Linked DNA regions of Homo sapiens: region 1 is linked to region 2. Evidence: chromatin loops called from intact Hi-C (ENCODE). Cell type or tissue: GM12878. All regions are shown on one strand. Links, peaks and the distances in the headings refer to the core of each region. The heading gives the core; the rest is flanking DNA.

Region 1 (8,336 bases), core at 72-8,071, 260 kb before region 2:
GAAAGCTTGGTTCCCTCTCAACCTTCACTAGGATGAATCACTTTAATATACACTAAAGGGCTGAAAATTTTTAAAAAGCAATATATGCTAATCAATAGGGCTTTAGAAAGTCTCTGTTCCTCAATTTTGTTTGACTGTCAAGGGAAATTTGTTTGTAGCCTAAAAATGTACTAAGAAGAAAGACTAATAATGTAGAAGCTAAGCTCTGCCTGAACCAAAGTCATTGCCAACAGATGTTATCTCAAAGCAATTATCCACTGGGGTTCTGTGTCTTCTGATTCCACATAATGAGGTGCCAAAGAATGGGGCAGCCAGACAGCTGATGCAGTCCACAGAGATGCTTATAAATGGAAAAGGTTTGGGACTCCGATCTCATGGCCTTTGCTCCTTCTGCTTCTCTTGTTCCTAATCAGGGCTATCTTAGGGGGCATTTGGATCTGCAGGAGCAGCTGGGAGGGAGTTCTCATGTCATTCTGAGTTGATAGGCATGGCTAAGAGATGGCCTGACCAGAAACATCTTCACCTGACTCCAACCACCAACAAGATGGAAACCCTCTCTTTTGAGCACCTGATTGAGGTGAGTCCTAGAAGTCCTCTTTTTGAAAGCAGGAATGATAGAGCATTGTGTTTAATGCTACTAGAAGATGTTGACAAATAGCACGGCCACATAAAGCAAATTATTTTGTTTCATTACCTAAAAGCATTCCTCCAGAGAAAGATAAAGTTTGATTGGGGAGCAGAACAGGGAACTTAAGGCCAGAAAAGTCCCAAAGCTAACACAGTTCACCTCAGGGCATCCTTGCATCATTCCTTGCGAATGACAATATAAAATTAGCCACTTTTGAGCCTCCATGATAGCCACCGTCTTTTGGTGGCCTCGTATTAGGCATTTGGCTGCACAGGGAGGGCAATAAACTGACAAGCCTTCATTATGTCAATCATGTTATGCCATGAAGTGGAAGATGGCAGGCGATGGAAGATAGGTGAGAGTGAGATGCATACATATATACCCAAGTATTCATCAGAGCAATTTATCTTGAGATTCATATACACAAGCTGACCTTCAAAGTTCTTACTAACACTGCTATCTATCCAGAGGGAAATACTGTTAGAAAAGGTGAGGTCTATGCTACCTCTAGAGGCTATCCATGATAAGAATTGTTTCACTTAGCGGAAGCCAAGAATTTCTATTCTCATTTTTAAGAGTAATACTTTTTCCAGAGCTGAAAGGATGCCTGTAGCTCTCATCTTTAATAACCTATGTTCTTACCCTTTGTGTGACTGTCTAGCCTACTAATGACTTTCTCTAATCTTTGACAGTATTGTCTGTCTTTTCAAACTTTGGCATCTTCCAAGATTGGTACAAGGGACTTTGACACACCTGAGCACACCTAAAACCCTCACTCACTCTGCTACTCTCTCCTTCCTCTTCCTTCATGAGTTGGATCCTTCCTCTCCCCAATTATCTAAGTCACTCCTTTAGTTTTGTTTCCAGTAGTTTTCTCAAATACTTCTCTACTTAGAAGATGGGCAATTAGCATATATGAATGACTCCCGTAAACAAAATGTCCATAACTTCTCCTGATTCCAGCTACTCCATCACGCATCTGCCGCTATGTCTAGACTTCATGACACCTGAAACACTGCCATCATAGACACTGCTGCAGCGTGCATGGGCTCTCTCTTCCTCATGATGACACGAAGTTCCACTTCAGACCTCAAGGCGGCCAGTTCCAGTACAGTGCCCATCACTGTCTTCCTTGGTCTCAATAGCACTGCCCAATAGAAATACGACGTAAGCCCCATCTGTAAGTTTAAATTTTCTAGTAGCCACATTTAAAAAGTAAAAAGAAATGGGTGGGAGTAACTTTAATAACGTCTTCTCTAACTCAATATACCCAAACATCAATATGTAATCAAGACAAGAAAATTATGAATGAAATATTTTACCTTCTTTTCTTCTACTACCTCTTTGGAATCCGGTGTATATTTTACACTGCTGGGACATCTCAATTTGAATGCTTATATTTTCATTAGAAGTCCTTGGGTGGTATCTAGGTTTCATAAACTTTACAATCGAAAAGTAAATTCCAATACACAAGTTGTTCCAAATATGCTTAAACGTTTTCCAATAACCAAATCAGTATCCATTTTAAAATTTAAATTAATTAAAATTTAAAATTCAGTTCTACTTACAGCATCCCCCTGAGAGGCTGCTCCTTCTCCTATGGCCCAGGTAACTTCAGAATCAAATGGAGGTATTGCATTGTTCTTGTTCATCAATGATATTTCCAATTACGCTTATAACATGCCCACCTTCTTTGAAGCGCCATCTTCTCCTGCTCATCATTGCCTACTGACCTCCTAGTTCTTCCCCTTCATTTGCCAGACTCTGGCATCTGGTTTCCTCTCTTCCTCTCTACCCTAAGTCCTTCCACTCTTCTATTATAGATGACCTCAGTGCTCTGTGTCACAGCCAACACCTGGCCTCAGACTTTCCAGACCCCTGAATTTCAATGACCTTTAATTCCTTTCATTTCAGCTACCCACATCCACAACTGCCTTCTAGAATTTGTCATAATCCCAAAATACTCCAAGCCTCATATCAAATCTTCAGCCCACTCCATGTCCATGCTCCCTAAAATGTCCTAGACTTTACAGACGCTTGTCCCTGGAGACTTCTCTTTCCTTCCAGTCCATTGACCTAATTCTTGCACTTACAGCACAGTGGAAGAGTAAGGAAGAAATTTCTTGTAACCAAACTCCCTGGGGTTGCATCTAAGCTCTGCCACTTACTAGCTATGTGGCTTGGAGCAAGTTATTTAACCTCTGTGCGTCTCACTTTCCCCCTGTCTAAAATGAGGATAGCAACCCTATCAGGTAGCTTCTGTGAGAAATCAAATACAAAGCTTTTATTATCATGCAGTCATTATATAAATTTATTAAATAAATGTTTCCACCCAGCCAGGGTAAAACAATACTCTCCCTAGCAAATCAGTTGTCCTTTTTCTTTGTCCTTCTACCCCACCCGCTTGGCAAAACCTCAACCCTGATCAGTGCTGCTATCTACCTTCTTGTTATCTACACCCAAGCAACTAAGCCCTACTGGAGAAAATTGCAGTGTGATGCAAACTGGCACTACCACAAATGCTGTCACCAATGTCAGCATTACTGGATGAGCAGTTTTCTTGTACCATTCTCCACACCTAACAGGCTTTTCCCCAGTTGGAACTGAAGCCTATGAAGCCAGGGCAAGCACAAGCAAATCTCCAGTGAGAAATGTTGGGAGAACTGAACACTAGTCAGAAAACAAACGGATTTTTTTTTTCTTGAGTTCAAACTGTAGCAACAGTTATGTTATAGAAAAATGTAAATGGCCATTGCCCAGCCTAACCCATCTAGGGGATAAAGTTTGTCCACAGACTCACGGAACTAGGATTTTGTAGTCACAATAGAGCAGTGTGAAGCAAGAACAAATTAACAAAGATGTGGGGAGGAAGCTGAAGAGAGGAATTCTTTTGAAAGAAAGTGAGGTTCTTAACAGCCAGACTGGGCAAGCTCAAAAGAGAAGTGTCACTGTCCTTACTTTCAAACATGATACACTAGGCTGAATAACAGCCCCCAAAGATGTCCACATCCTCAAAGGGAATGTGCAGGTGTTATTAAGGATATTGCGGTAGGGAGAATATCCTGGATTATTCTGTGGGCCCCAGATGTCACCCCAATAGACTGTCAGAGGGAGATTTGACATTGAAGTAGGAGCAGGTGCAACAGAAGCAAGAGATTGGAACAATGTAAAGAAGGGGTCATGAACCAAGAACTATCAAGGCAACCTCCAGAACCCAGAAAGGGAGGAACTAGCCCTGCCAATACCTTGACCTTAGCCGAGTAAAATTGACTTTGGACTTTTGAGCTAATGAACCGCAGAACAATAAATTTCTATTGTTTGAAACCAGCAAGTCTGTGGTCATTTGTTATGTCAGTAAGAGGAAACTAACACACGCACATAGTATAGAAAACCTCAAGTGCTGCTGGAGCATTTCCAGGTGACAGATTCAGCCTGTGCCGTGCATGAGGGAACACGTGTGGGTTTAGCCACTGGGGCTCAGCCCTGGTGCCGAGGTGTGCCTCTAGAGGCCAGCCTGAGGACAGCCATGCATCAGCTGGGCCTGAGTGAATGTGGCTCTGGCAGAAGGTGCTTTCTTCCAGGAAGCGGCTGCTCAGAGGGAAAAGCAAGCACAATTTGTCAGAGAAATGGACACTTTCAATGCCCCCAGAACGAATGGACTGTTGACATATCTTTCACATCAGGGACCCCACGGGACCAAATCAAATGATGTATGTTAGAAAAAAACCTTTAGATAGATCCTAAAGAGACAATAGACAGTTTTGGCCTGACGTACAGTAAAAAAAAGGCCAGACCCAAAGAAAGAAGCGGGTGAAAATGTTAAAATTCAGCTAGGCCCGCTTCAGAGGGAGGGCAGAGAGGAAAATGCAGCCCTTCAGCCCCTCTGCTGCTGCACAGACAGGCAAAGAGCAGTGTTTCTGCTGCCTGAAGGCACGCCAGGCCCCCGAGGCTGGAAAGAATCAGAAGCTAAGTAAAGGGAAATTTGGAGGTCAGTGGGGTGTTCACTAAACCCCTGAGGCACAAGTTTGGGGAGTACCAGGCTCAGCTTCAGTTCAGGAATGTCAGGGTGATTCTCCAGCTGAAACAACTCCGGCACAAAGCAGCTCAATGATCCAAGGAATTGCAAAGCCAGAGCGAGTGGAGTGGTGGTGGGGTCTGCTTTTCTCCTTCCATTTCTCTGGGCACAGGGGCAATTGCTGAGAATGCCTTAGGATCTTGAAGATGAAGACACTCAGAGAAGCTGGGATAGTGGATATTACGAGGAAATTATTCACTTCCGCACTTGATTAATAACTTACTCGCAAAATATACCTCACTTCCAAGCACAGCACAGCCACGTTTTTTGCCCACCTCCACTGAGCAATTGCTCTTATAATTGCAGGAAACATGCTTCTGTAAATTAATTACAGGTTTTCAACCACAAGCTACAAGAAGGGGAAAAGAGCAATTTATATTGAGAATTAGAAAAGAGTGCTATCTGACCAGAAAGAAAGCTGACTTCTCAACCAGAACCTTAAGGTTCCTTGAGGGAAAACAGATCTTCAGTGAATTTAACCCCCTCCGCACTACAGATTTTCTCCTGATGTTCCTTCCAGTGGTTGTGGACTATTGAGTGGCCCATCAGTCCGAGCCTTATGGCTGTGGCCTCCTTTTTGCCGGCTCACAGGGCAGGAGGCATCTTCTCCTGCATCTAGAACAGTCTCTATATGTGCACAGCTGTTCCATCATTACTTAATAACAGAAAGAGAAGCACTAAGCCATAACAGATTTGTAGTCATTAGTCCAGAGCTACCATATTCTAGGAAATCAAATTCAAGGAACACCTAATTACAGACAACTCAGATCAGGGTTGAAGCCTCTTAGCAAAAGCTTCATCAACCCAGTCCTTGATGGGCCAGCAGGTGATGGAAATCGGGGAAATGGAGTCTGGTCCAGAGAATCTTTAAATGTCCTGTCTTTGTTTTATTCATTGCATAAGTCACATGCCAAGGAACATTATCCTGTTGTTTGTTATTTAAAAACTTTAAGTTGAGGTCCTTGTCCCACACATCCTACCCTCCAGGGGTCAGCACTGCCAAGGTCACTACCAGCTCTAAAGGTATGTTCCTTGGAGACTCTCTGCCTCTCATGGTCCTCCCTCTCAAGTTGTTCTCTTGGAATGACTCGTGGAGTTAATCATTTTCCCTTGAATTTCTCCAGCAACTTTGCCACCACCAACCAAAACAAAATAAAAAACAATACTCTCCCAAGTCATTAGCAGCATAAGGAATCAGAAGGGTTTGCAATGTGGCAAAGTAAACAATAAACAATTTTAGAATGGCTATGAAAGATCCCTGTTCTCAGAGGGCTTGCTGGGAGGGTGGGAGAGGAGTAAGAGACGAAAAACTACCTATTGAAGTAAAAGGTACACTACGCAGGTGACAATACACAAAAATCCCAGACTTCACCACTGTATGATTCATCCATGTAACCAAAAACCACTTGTACCCCTAAAGCTAATGAAATAAAAAAAATTTTTTTTAATAAAATGAAAGGGCTTGCCCCCTCTTCCACTAGCAAGGCCTCTTGCTCCACCCTGTCCCACAGGCTCCAACCTCCTCTGACACGGTCCAGCCTCACCCACTCCATCACACAGACATCTACTGTAGGAGACAAGAATATGCCATCCCAAAATATGCCTCTTTGGCATAAGGATTATTTTGACCTGAAGGCAATTGGGAAGAAGTAGATATAAGAAAAGCTCTCTGCCCTCTTCCATTTGCCTACAAGGAGGACACAAATTTACAAAGGAAAGGTGTCCTCCTCCCTCACTACCAGGAAGGAGAAAAGTTGACCACTGATTCAACATTAGACCCTTTTCAGCCTGTGCACAGCACCAGAGGAATCTGCATAACAAACTTGGCTAACTCCCACATATGCGCCTTCCCACAATTTGCTGCCCCTAGAGACTCAAAGTCTTTTTCCTTTGTCTTAACACTTCTCTAAAAACATACTGTTTTTTGTTGAAGGTGCCATATAAGCCAGAGGTCTAAGCCACATCCTTGAGAATTACTCATTCCTCAGGTATCTCCCATGTGTATATGAAATATACATGTTAATGCACTTCTGTTTGTCTTTCTCTTGTTAATCTGTCTTTTGCTGCAGGGGTCTGTCCCAGCTAAGAACTCAGAAGGGTAGAGAGAGAGTTATTTTTCCTTCCCTTCAAGGTCATGTGAGGATCACATTCCTCCAGTACACACTACCGGGGCCTCATCTTTCTCCCCTAAGTGGATTACAAAGGTTTCCCTAAATTAAGACAATGCTCTTTTTAAGATATTTTCTGGCACCAATTACTAAGATGAAAAGTTTTTCATCCCAATATTACTCAGATCTGGTTTAAACTGGTTCGTTACTTTGGGGAGTTTTAAAAATCCTACTTGTTTTGCTTTATTTTTAAAAACAAATTAATGTGATTTGTTGCAGTTTTTCATTTACTGCTGCATTTGGCTCAAGTTTCTGTTTATAAATAAACATACTCCGGTTCACCTACTCCATGCATTTTTGCTTTAGATCATGTTTTGACAAATTCTGACAAAGTTAAAAAAGAATTCAAAGCAACCAACTGCCTCTACTTCAAACTTATGTTAAAAAGTTTAATTTTATTCTTGCTAAGAATAACCCAGGAAAGGGGCACTCATAAATATTAGAAAATCTTTTATCTAAATACAATAAAATATTTCACTACCATTTGAAAGTAATTGTACTGAGTGTAAGCAGAAGTTTATATTGAGTTATTAAATTAGTAACAAACTTACTTTCTGCCAATCCAGGAATAACAATTGAACCTATAAGTGATATCACACATACTTGGCTATCGCACTGCCCTAAAATTTATTTCATCTCATGGTAAATTTTAAAAAGCAGGAGAGGGAAGAGAAAACACGATTTTGCTAACGGTGGGCAGATTGACAACACTGTTGTGTCCTGGGAATCCTGAAGTTTTGCTATTTTGTTTTGTTTGAACTCTTCCCTGTGCCCTCCCACCTCCCTCAGAGAAGACTTGAAATTTCAGGTCTCCACTTTCTAGTGATCTCCTTAAAGAGTGAGTTTTACTTGAGTGGAGGTAACTAATTTAGTGAAAAAACATGGATATATGGGCGTTGGAATTCTGGCTCTGGCATTTCTAGCCGTATAAGTTTGCACAAGTTATTTCACCTTTTTGAGACTCAGTTTCCCCATACATAGTTTGGCATTATCAGAAAATTTATCCAAAATTTCAAAATAAGCAGAAGGGATTACCAGGAGTTCTTTCATTATGGTACTGAGTTTGTTTTTCTATTGTCTGGGATATCTTTCAACTCTGTAGGCGCAGAGTTTAAATCGCATGTTTTTGTCCAGTAGAAATGCAAATAATTTTTATTTGGTGACAGATATAACCATAAAGATGATGGTTTAGGGCTTCATTGAACATTACTCAGTTTTGTGTCTTACCCAGCAATCTCATCTCAACATTGCCTACAAGCTCCCTCCCCTTTCAAATGCTCTCTGATGTATCATTAACATCTTCATGGTTCTTTCATTAATGAGGTAAATAAAATCTTTGATGTGTATTCACTTTATATTTGCATAAGACTCATGATTTTATCTTTCTGAAAATTATGCCTTAATAGAGGTAATCATCTCTGTTACTTTGGTTTATGAAAGGATTCAATAAAGTGATATAATAATA
Region 2 (8,336 bases), core at 75-8,074:
GTCAGGAGTTCGAGACCAGCCTGGCCAACACAGCGAAACGCCGTCTCTATTACAAATACAAAAATTAGCTGGGCGTGGTGGCACGTGCCTGTAATCCCAGCTACTCGGGAAGCTAAGGCAGGAGAAATGCTTGAACCCAGGAGGTGGAGGTTGCACTGAGCTGAGATCACCCCACTGCTCTCCAGCCTGCGTAACAGAGCGAGACTCTGTCATTAAAAAAAAAAAAAAATACAGAAGTAAAAGGTATGTTCAGTATATCAGTATATATTATCTTCTATGCTCTAATGTCTCTTAATACAATAACTAACAATTAACTGCACTGTATAAAAGAGATAAACATTTTTGGTATAACTAAGTTCTGTTTAAACTTTTTTTTTTTTTTGAGACAAAGAGTCTCACTCTGTTGCCCAGGCTAGAGTGCAGTGGCGCAATCACGGCTCACTGCAGCCTCAATCTCCTGGGCTCAAGCAATCCCCTCACCTCAACCTCCTGAGTAGCTGGGACTACAGGGATGCACCACACCAGGTTAATTTATATATTTATTTTTATTTTTTGTAGAGATAGGATCTCACTGTGTTGCCCAGCCTGGTCTCAAACTCCTGGGCTCAAGTGATCCTCCTGCCTCAGCCTCCCAAAGTGCTGGGATTACAGGCATAAGCTACCATGCCTGGCCCTGTTTAAACCTTTTGATATCAAAATATAAAGTACACCCTGGGCATGGTATCTCACAACTGTAATCCTAGCACTTTGGGAGGCTAAGGCAAGAGGATCACTTGAGGTAAGGAGTTGAAGACCCACCTAGGCAACAAAGTGAGACCCTTTTTCTACAAAATGTTTCTTAACAAATTAGCTGGACATGGTGGCACATGCCTGTAATCTCGGCTACTTGCAAGGCTGAGGTGGGAGGATCATTTGAACCCAGGAGTTCAGGGCTGCAGTGAGCTATGATCACACCACAGCACTCCAGCCAGGACAAGAGTGAGACACTGTCTCTAAAAATAAATTGAATGTTTTTCTTATATATACACATATATTCATATACATATAAGTAATATATGTGTGTAAATTAGAACTAGTCCCATTCACTAGTCGTAAGAGCCATAGACCTTTTATCTAATTCTCAATACCCCCCACTACCACTACATGCCAGACTCACTGAAAAAAAAAAAAGGATGGTGACAGTAACTATCCCCTAGTTCCTCAATTAAAAGTAAGATTAAGCTTGAAAAAGAAAAAAAAAAGAGTCAGCCAAATAAAACAGGCACAGGCTCAAGAAAGAAAACATTAAGGGAGAATTTGCCACCCTACATAACCACATATTTTGAAATTGTGTCAGATTTTTCTGAAGTATTTTATAGTGGCCGGGCATAGTGGCTCATGCCTGTAATCCCAGCTACTCAGGAGGCTGAGACAGGAGGATTGCTTGAGCCCAGGAGCTTGAGGTTGCAGTGAGCTATGAGTGTACCATTGAACTCTAGCTTGGGAGACAAAACCCTGTCTGTAAAAAATAAAAACAGTATTTTTTTTAATAATGGTAGCAAAGGGGCAAAACTGTTCTTTTTTTTTTTTCAGGCATTGCTTCTGTTACCAGAATATCTCTTTGCAGAATTCTACCACTTGCATACACACAATGCAAATCACAGTAGACATATTCAACATAAAATCCTCCCCACTCACCTACAAAACAAAGAATAAAAAGTACCAAAGAACATCTCTGAATACTATACCAAAGGTTGTTACTGTGACAAGACTGAATAAAAGGAAGCATTTAAACATGGTGGACTCAAAGTCATTAAAAAAAAATTCTATTCTGTTCCATAAAATCATCTCCTTTTCTATTTATCATTTGACTCTAAAAATGTGTTAGAAAGTTCAGTAATTCAGTAATTCCACTCTATTTCACCTTAAGCAACTTTCAATTTTGAAATTTTCATCTCTACTTCTCACAAAAATAAGTAAGATTTATAGATATTAATGGCAAAGTTAGATCTCGATCTATTAATTAATTCTTCCCTCTTTCTGTCCCTAGAAAGTAATACTTAATATGAGAGAACTACAGGCTAAAATATCTCAAATCTGAAAACCCGAAGTATTTGCTTCAAAATCCTTAACTTTGAGTACCAGCACGATGCTCAAGGGAAATGCTCACTAGAGTGTTTCAATTTTCAGATTTTCACATTTGAGATGTTCAACGTAAGTATAATGTAAATATTACAAAATCTGAAAAAAATCTGAAACATTTCTGTTCCCAAGCATTGCAGATAAGAAGTACTTAACCTGTACTTTAAGGACTACAGATACGAAAAGCACATAAGATGCCTGGCACACAGCAGGTATTGCTAAATGAAGGCATATAGCATTTGAGACAGAAATTTAAAAAGAAACAATAGTATGGAAATTTAAAAACAAAAACCTAATAGTCAAGGACATCAGGCATCTCTTAAAGTTCTAATTCAAGACTCTCTAGCTAGCCTACGAAAGGTCTCTACACAAATGGCTGGAATGAAGAAGCAACGGCACTATCTTTCGACAAACAGCCTCTCCTTAACCAAACTTTAGTGAGGCTTTTCTGAATCTTTGTCCTAACTAGGCTTCTACTTTTGGACTTCCAAAATGTCTGTTCTTTGCGTCACCCAATTTTAGCAAGAAATCTTGCTATGTTGGTTTAGCCAGAATCCCCTATCCTTGACATTGATATCATCAATATCTCATCAGGTTGCTTTCGGCAAGAATCCTATTAGGTCAGTTTGGCCAGGAACCCCCTCTCATCCCTGATGATTCTTTTTAGTAATTTTCCATCCTCTCAACCCCCCATCCCCCCAACCTCCCACCCTTTCCATCCCTGCTCCTTGGCAATAAATTCCCACTTTTCCTTGTATTCAGAGTTGAGCACAATTTCTCTCCCCTACTGCAAAACCCCACTGCAGTAGTCCCATCTGAATAAAGTCTGTCTTATCATCCTTTACAAGTGTTTGAAAAGTTTTTCTTTAACACCTTTCAGCCCTTTACCTTTCAGTAAAAGCAGGGAGAGAGATAAAGAAAGAAGAAACAACAGGAATAAAGAAGAAACCACAGGAAGTAACCATTGCCAACTAATATATTCACAAGCCCTGTATACCTCCTATCTGCTCCAGAAAACACCAACTGATACATGCTTACAGAAGGCTCAGCTGGAAAAGAGTAAGTAATAAAGCAACCAAGTAGGAGAAATAAAAATATTTTTTTCTACATGTGATTCTAAAAATGTGGAGGGGGGAAGGAATATTCAGTGAGACAATATGCAAATAAACTGTTTAATGAAACATGTTAGGTACTAGTTCATGAAACCCCCAAATACTTAACATTTTCTATTTCTAAACCAGAAGAAACAGTGCCACCTACTGACTGTTTAGTGGCTGTAACTGAGAAGCCCAAAGCCTTGACTCCAAAGTATCAAAAGCTAACCATTACACACTAAGTATTTTAGCATTTCAAATATTCTTAAACTTTTTTAGCCTCAGAATTGTTGTCTTCATAATTTTCCCTTAAGAAACATTAGCACCAAAAAAGTTTTACATCAAAGTTCATGTATTAAATAATTCATCACGAATACTGAGACAAAAAATATTCGCTATAGATGCCCAAATCTGCTTAGCCTGAACCTAATCAGCAAGGTATATTAATCAACAAATGTAGGAGGCAGAGCATCCTACAAGACAACTAATCTAGTTTTTTTTTAACAAGTCAATGGCATTTTTAAGGGGGAGAGGGAGGAAGTCAATACTATTCAAAATTAAAAGATTTGTAAGACATGTCAAATGCACCTTATTCATTTTTCTGGCTCAAGCCACTTGTAAAAATGTGTTTGAGAACAATCTAGAAAACTGGATAAAAGTATTAAATGATATTAAATTACTTTTTACTTCTTCAGGATGATAAAAGTTAAATACTTAAAAAATAAATCTATCTTTTCACAGATAAATGTTGAAGAATTTAGTTAAAAAAATATTTAAATTCCTTTAAAATAGCTCAAAAAAAGTCAGAAAGCAAAAACAGCAAAATGTTGACTATTAGATCTAGGTAATAGTTACATGGCAGTTAATATTTTTCTTTACTTTTCCATGTTTTTAAAATGTATTTTCAATTTTAAAAACACCTGTATTCTTAACAATAACTAAAAAGGTTATTTTAGTAATAATCCGTTTTTTTGTTAATAAGGCTTAAGTAGGCCAGGTGAGGTGGCTCAGGCCTGTAATCCCAGCACTTTGGGAGGCCAAGGCTGGCAGACCATAAGCTCAGGAGTTCGTGACCAGCCTGGCCAATATGGTGAAACCCCTGCCTCTACTAAAAATACAAAATTAACCAGGCATGGTGGCACACGCCTGTAGTCCCAGCTACTTGGGAGGCTGAGGCAGAAGAACTGCTTGAACCCGGGAGGCAGAGATTGCAGTGAACCAAGATTGCACCACTGCACTCCAGCCTGGGTAACAGAGCAAGACTCCGTCTCAAAAAAAAAAAGGCTTAAGTATAAATTCGCTTCCACTTACCTATGACATAAATATATATTAAATTACCAAAATGTATCAAGCCAGAAGCTTTAGTAGGTACAAGATCTATCTCAAAAGCAATTTCCAGCCAAACTGCTGATGTCTCTCAACTAATATTTATTTATTTATTTATTTATTTTTGAGACAGAGTCTCAAAAATGTCAATGAAGGAATGTCAATGAAGGACATTCCTAAAGACCTATAGCATTTGTTACTTACATGCTTTTTAAAGTAAAATCTAATTTTCATTTTGTTTTCAAACCTGCCAGTGATATAGCTCAGGCCCAGGAGGGACACTGTGGCCCATCTTTCAGTTCCCTAAGTCTCTTATCCTAGCAACAGCCTTACGCCTCTCTTCAGCCACTTAATGCCTACACACTGTTCTCATGTATCCAAAATATCAACTCAGTAAGGAGGAGGAACAAAAAAAAAAGAGTAAAACTACTCTACTCCCTGGGTGGGCCCTTACCTTTCCACAGCTCTATCTCAGGCATCCCGTGAAGTGATTGCATAGAGTAAGAATCCAAATATTTGTCAGATAAATAGATGGATGGGTAAGGTATAAATCAGCACTGTTTCAAAAGCAACTTTTAGATACTTGGGGGATAGTTTTGGAATTTTCATTCTTATTCCAGGCCCTTAACTAGGACTCAGACAAGAGGCTTTATGAATCAATACAGGAAGAGTACGCACCATGCTATATTCAAAATCTCTTCTGTTCAGCGCACAGCTCTTTTCTTTTGAACCAAGTCTGTCACCTTGAGTCTCCTCCACTAAAGTAACTTCCCACCAAAAAGTTCTTTTTCACCTTGATACTAATATAAGCCTAGACACACACATGCACAGGCTCAAATCCCCACAGGTTCACAGCACAAATGACCCTTTAAGAGAGTCACTCTTTAAATAATGCACTTAAAAAGCCAATATAGGCGGGGCGCAGTGGCTCATGCCTGTAATCCTAACACTTCGGGAGGTCAAGGCGGGCAGATCATTTGAGGTCAGAAGTTTGAGACCAGCCTGGCCAATGTGGCAAAACCCTGTCCCTACTAAAAGTACAAAAATTAGCCGGGCATAGCGGCATGCACCTGTAATCCCAGCTACTCAGGAGGCTGAGGCAGGACAATCACTTAAACCTGGCAGGTAGAAGTTGCAGTGAGCTGAGATTGCACCACTGCACTCCAGCCTGGGTGACACAGCAAGACTCAATCCCCAGGGGGAAAAAAAGCCACTATAAAATTACACAGAGCAAGAGATAAGAAACAGAATCAACATGGCATTTAATGTACAATTAAAATCAACAAAACAAAAGTGAAAATAAGATCTATTAAACCTATTTGATGACTTGCTCACAAAGGCATTTATCTTTTTTTTTTTTTTTTTTTGAGACAGAGTCTCGCTCTGTCGCCCAGGCTGGAGTGCAGTGGCGCGATCTCAGCTCACTGCAAGCTCCGCCTCCCCGATTCACGCCATTCTCCTGCCTCAGCCTCCCGAGTAGCTGGGACTACAGGCGCCCACCACCACGCCCAGCTAATTTTTGTATTTTTAGTAGAGACAGGGTTTCACCGTGTTAGCCAGGATGGTCTCGATCTCCTGACCTCGTGATCCGCCCTCCTCGGCCTCCCAAAGGGCTGGGATTACAGGCGTGAGCCACCGCGCCCGGCCGGCATTTATCTTTTAAATAAATTTTACAGCACTGTAAATATCTTACAGGCTGGAGCTACACCATGGAAGTGGCGCCTTGGCATTCTCAAATTTAGCATTCATAATTTCAATTATTTGGAAATTTCCCCTAAGGACCACATCATGAAGTCTTAAGCTGACAAGGAGTAAGTCTGCAAGTCTCTGCTATGAGGGTGAGTGATCTATCTTACACTAACCAACCCATCTCAAAGCAGCTATGCAGTTCTCCTTTGTGTAGAAAATATAGTAATTCATCACGATGACCTTCTGAAGTATTGTAACTTGACTTCACCTTGCCACACAGCATTCTTTTACCCTTACCATCCAAATAATTCATGTGTTGTTTAGCAGAAACACTATTATTATTATGTTTTAGACACATGGTCTAACTCAGTCTTCAAGGCTAGTACAATCATATATCACTACAGCCTCAAACTCCTAGGCTTAAGTGATCCTGCCGCCTCAGCCTCCCAAGTAACCAGAATGACATACATACACCACCATGCCTAATTTTTTTATTTTTTGTAGAGGTAGGATCTCACTATGTTGCCTAGACTAGTCTCAAACTCCTGGCCCCAAGGATCCTCCCACCTCAGCTTTCCAAAGTGCTGGGATTACAGGCATGAGTCACCATGCCCAGCCTAATGAGAACATTATTCATCATAAACCTTTCAGCTTTTAAAATTCAGCTAAGTTTTAGCCATGACCATAATAACAATGCAATATAGTTTTGTTTTCTTCCATGGCAGATATTTTCCCCCCCACCCCAGAGACAGAGTCTTGCTCTGTTGCCCAGGCTACAGTGCAGTGGCGTGATCTCGGCTCACTGCAACCTCCGCCTCCCAGGTTGAAGCAATTGTCCTGCCTCAGGCTCCCGAGTAGGTGGGATTACAGGCACCCGGCTAATTTTTGTATTTTTAGTACAGACGGGGTTTCACCATGTTGGCCAGGCTGGTCTTGAACTCCTGACCTCATGATCCACCCGCCTCAGCCTCCTAAAGTGCCAGGATTACAGGCGTGAGCCACCGCACCCGGCCCCACATCAGATTTTAATAGCTTACTAAATAGGGGGGTTGCGTTCTTCCACATGAACTGTCAAGAGACTACTAATTCTGTCTTCTGTCTCCCACAATATTGTACATATCTCTTGTACACAGTCAGCATTCAATAACTGTTGAGTGACTGTTAAGACAGAAGTAAAAATTTAAGATTAATCCCTAATATCCAGGCCGGGCATCGTCGTACGTGCCTGTGGTCCCAGCTACTTGGGAGGCTGAGGTGAGAGGATTGCTTGAGCCTAGGAGGTCAAGGTTGTAGACACCTATGTTTGTGCCACTGCACTATGCAGCATATACTTTTGTGTGTTACACATCGTGATTTGGGGACATTATTTACTTTAACATACTTCCAACTTCATTACAATTGCTCCCTGTACCTTAAATTTCCTTATTTTTAGTGACTTTGGATTTTAACAGTGGTTAATGTCCATTTTATTATATTTAGGTTTATATGTAAAGGCATACTGTTTTACAGAAAATGAATTCCTGGCCGAGCATGGTGGCTCACGCCTGTGATCCCAGCATTATGGGAGAGTGGATCACCTGAGGTCAGGAGTTGGAGACCAGCCTGGCCAACATGGCAAAACCCCATCTCTACCAAAAACACAAAAATTAGCCAGGCATGGTGACGTGCACCTGTAAACCCAGCTACTAGGAGGTGCTGAACCTGGGAGGTGGAGGTTACAGTGAGCCAAGGTCGTGCACCTGCACTCCAGTCTGGGCAACAAAGCGAGACCCCTTCTCAAAAAAAAGAAAATGAATTCCTGGCCAGGCACAGTGGTACACGCCTGTAATCCCAGCACTTTGGGAGGCTGAGACAGGTGGATCGCTTGAGGCTAGGAGTTTGAGGCCAACCTGGGCAACATGACGAAACCCTATCTCTACTAAAAATACAAAAATTAGCTGGGCATGGTGGCGCATGTCTGTAATCCTAGCTACTCAGGAGGCTAAGGAACAAGAATTGCTTGAAGCTAGGAAGCAAAGGTTGTAGTGAGCCAAGACAGCACCTCTCTCTCTCTCAAAAAAAAAAAAGAATTCCTTTTTGTGTCAAATCAAGCTCAATTTTGTTACT

What was found. Hi-C counts contacts between places; a loop is a spot of excess contacts. Peaks named below come from ENCODE experiments on the same cell type or tissue, not always from the same donor. Only the 100,000 strongest peaks of a DNase experiment are listed, where the experiment ranks them.
Region 1: it touches region 2 in a loop (8-fold over the local background); 7 of 110 quality-filtered maps call a loop at or near these places.

Annotation. Positions count from the first base shown.
Region 1 is chr5:62,715,927-62,724,262 of GRCh38, reverse strand. No RefSeq gene overlaps it. Among named protein-coding and RNA genes, the nearest start is that of LRRC70, 140 kb to the right of the region's middle. RefSeq lists an enhancer at 5,369-6,109. In GM12878, for the core only: CTCF peaks have their summits at 4,111 (motif pointing right) and 5,689 (motif pointing right); a DNase peak (open chromatin) is centred at 4,022.
Region 2 is chr5:62,455,719-62,464,054 of GRCh38, reverse strand. The region is part of intron 5 of IPO11 (importin 11); the gene reads right to left. Among named protein-coding and RNA genes, the nearest start is that of IPO11, 47 kb to the right of the region's middle. In GM12878, for the core only: a CTCF peak has its summit at 3,388 (motif pointing left); a DNase peak (open chromatin) is centred at 3,392.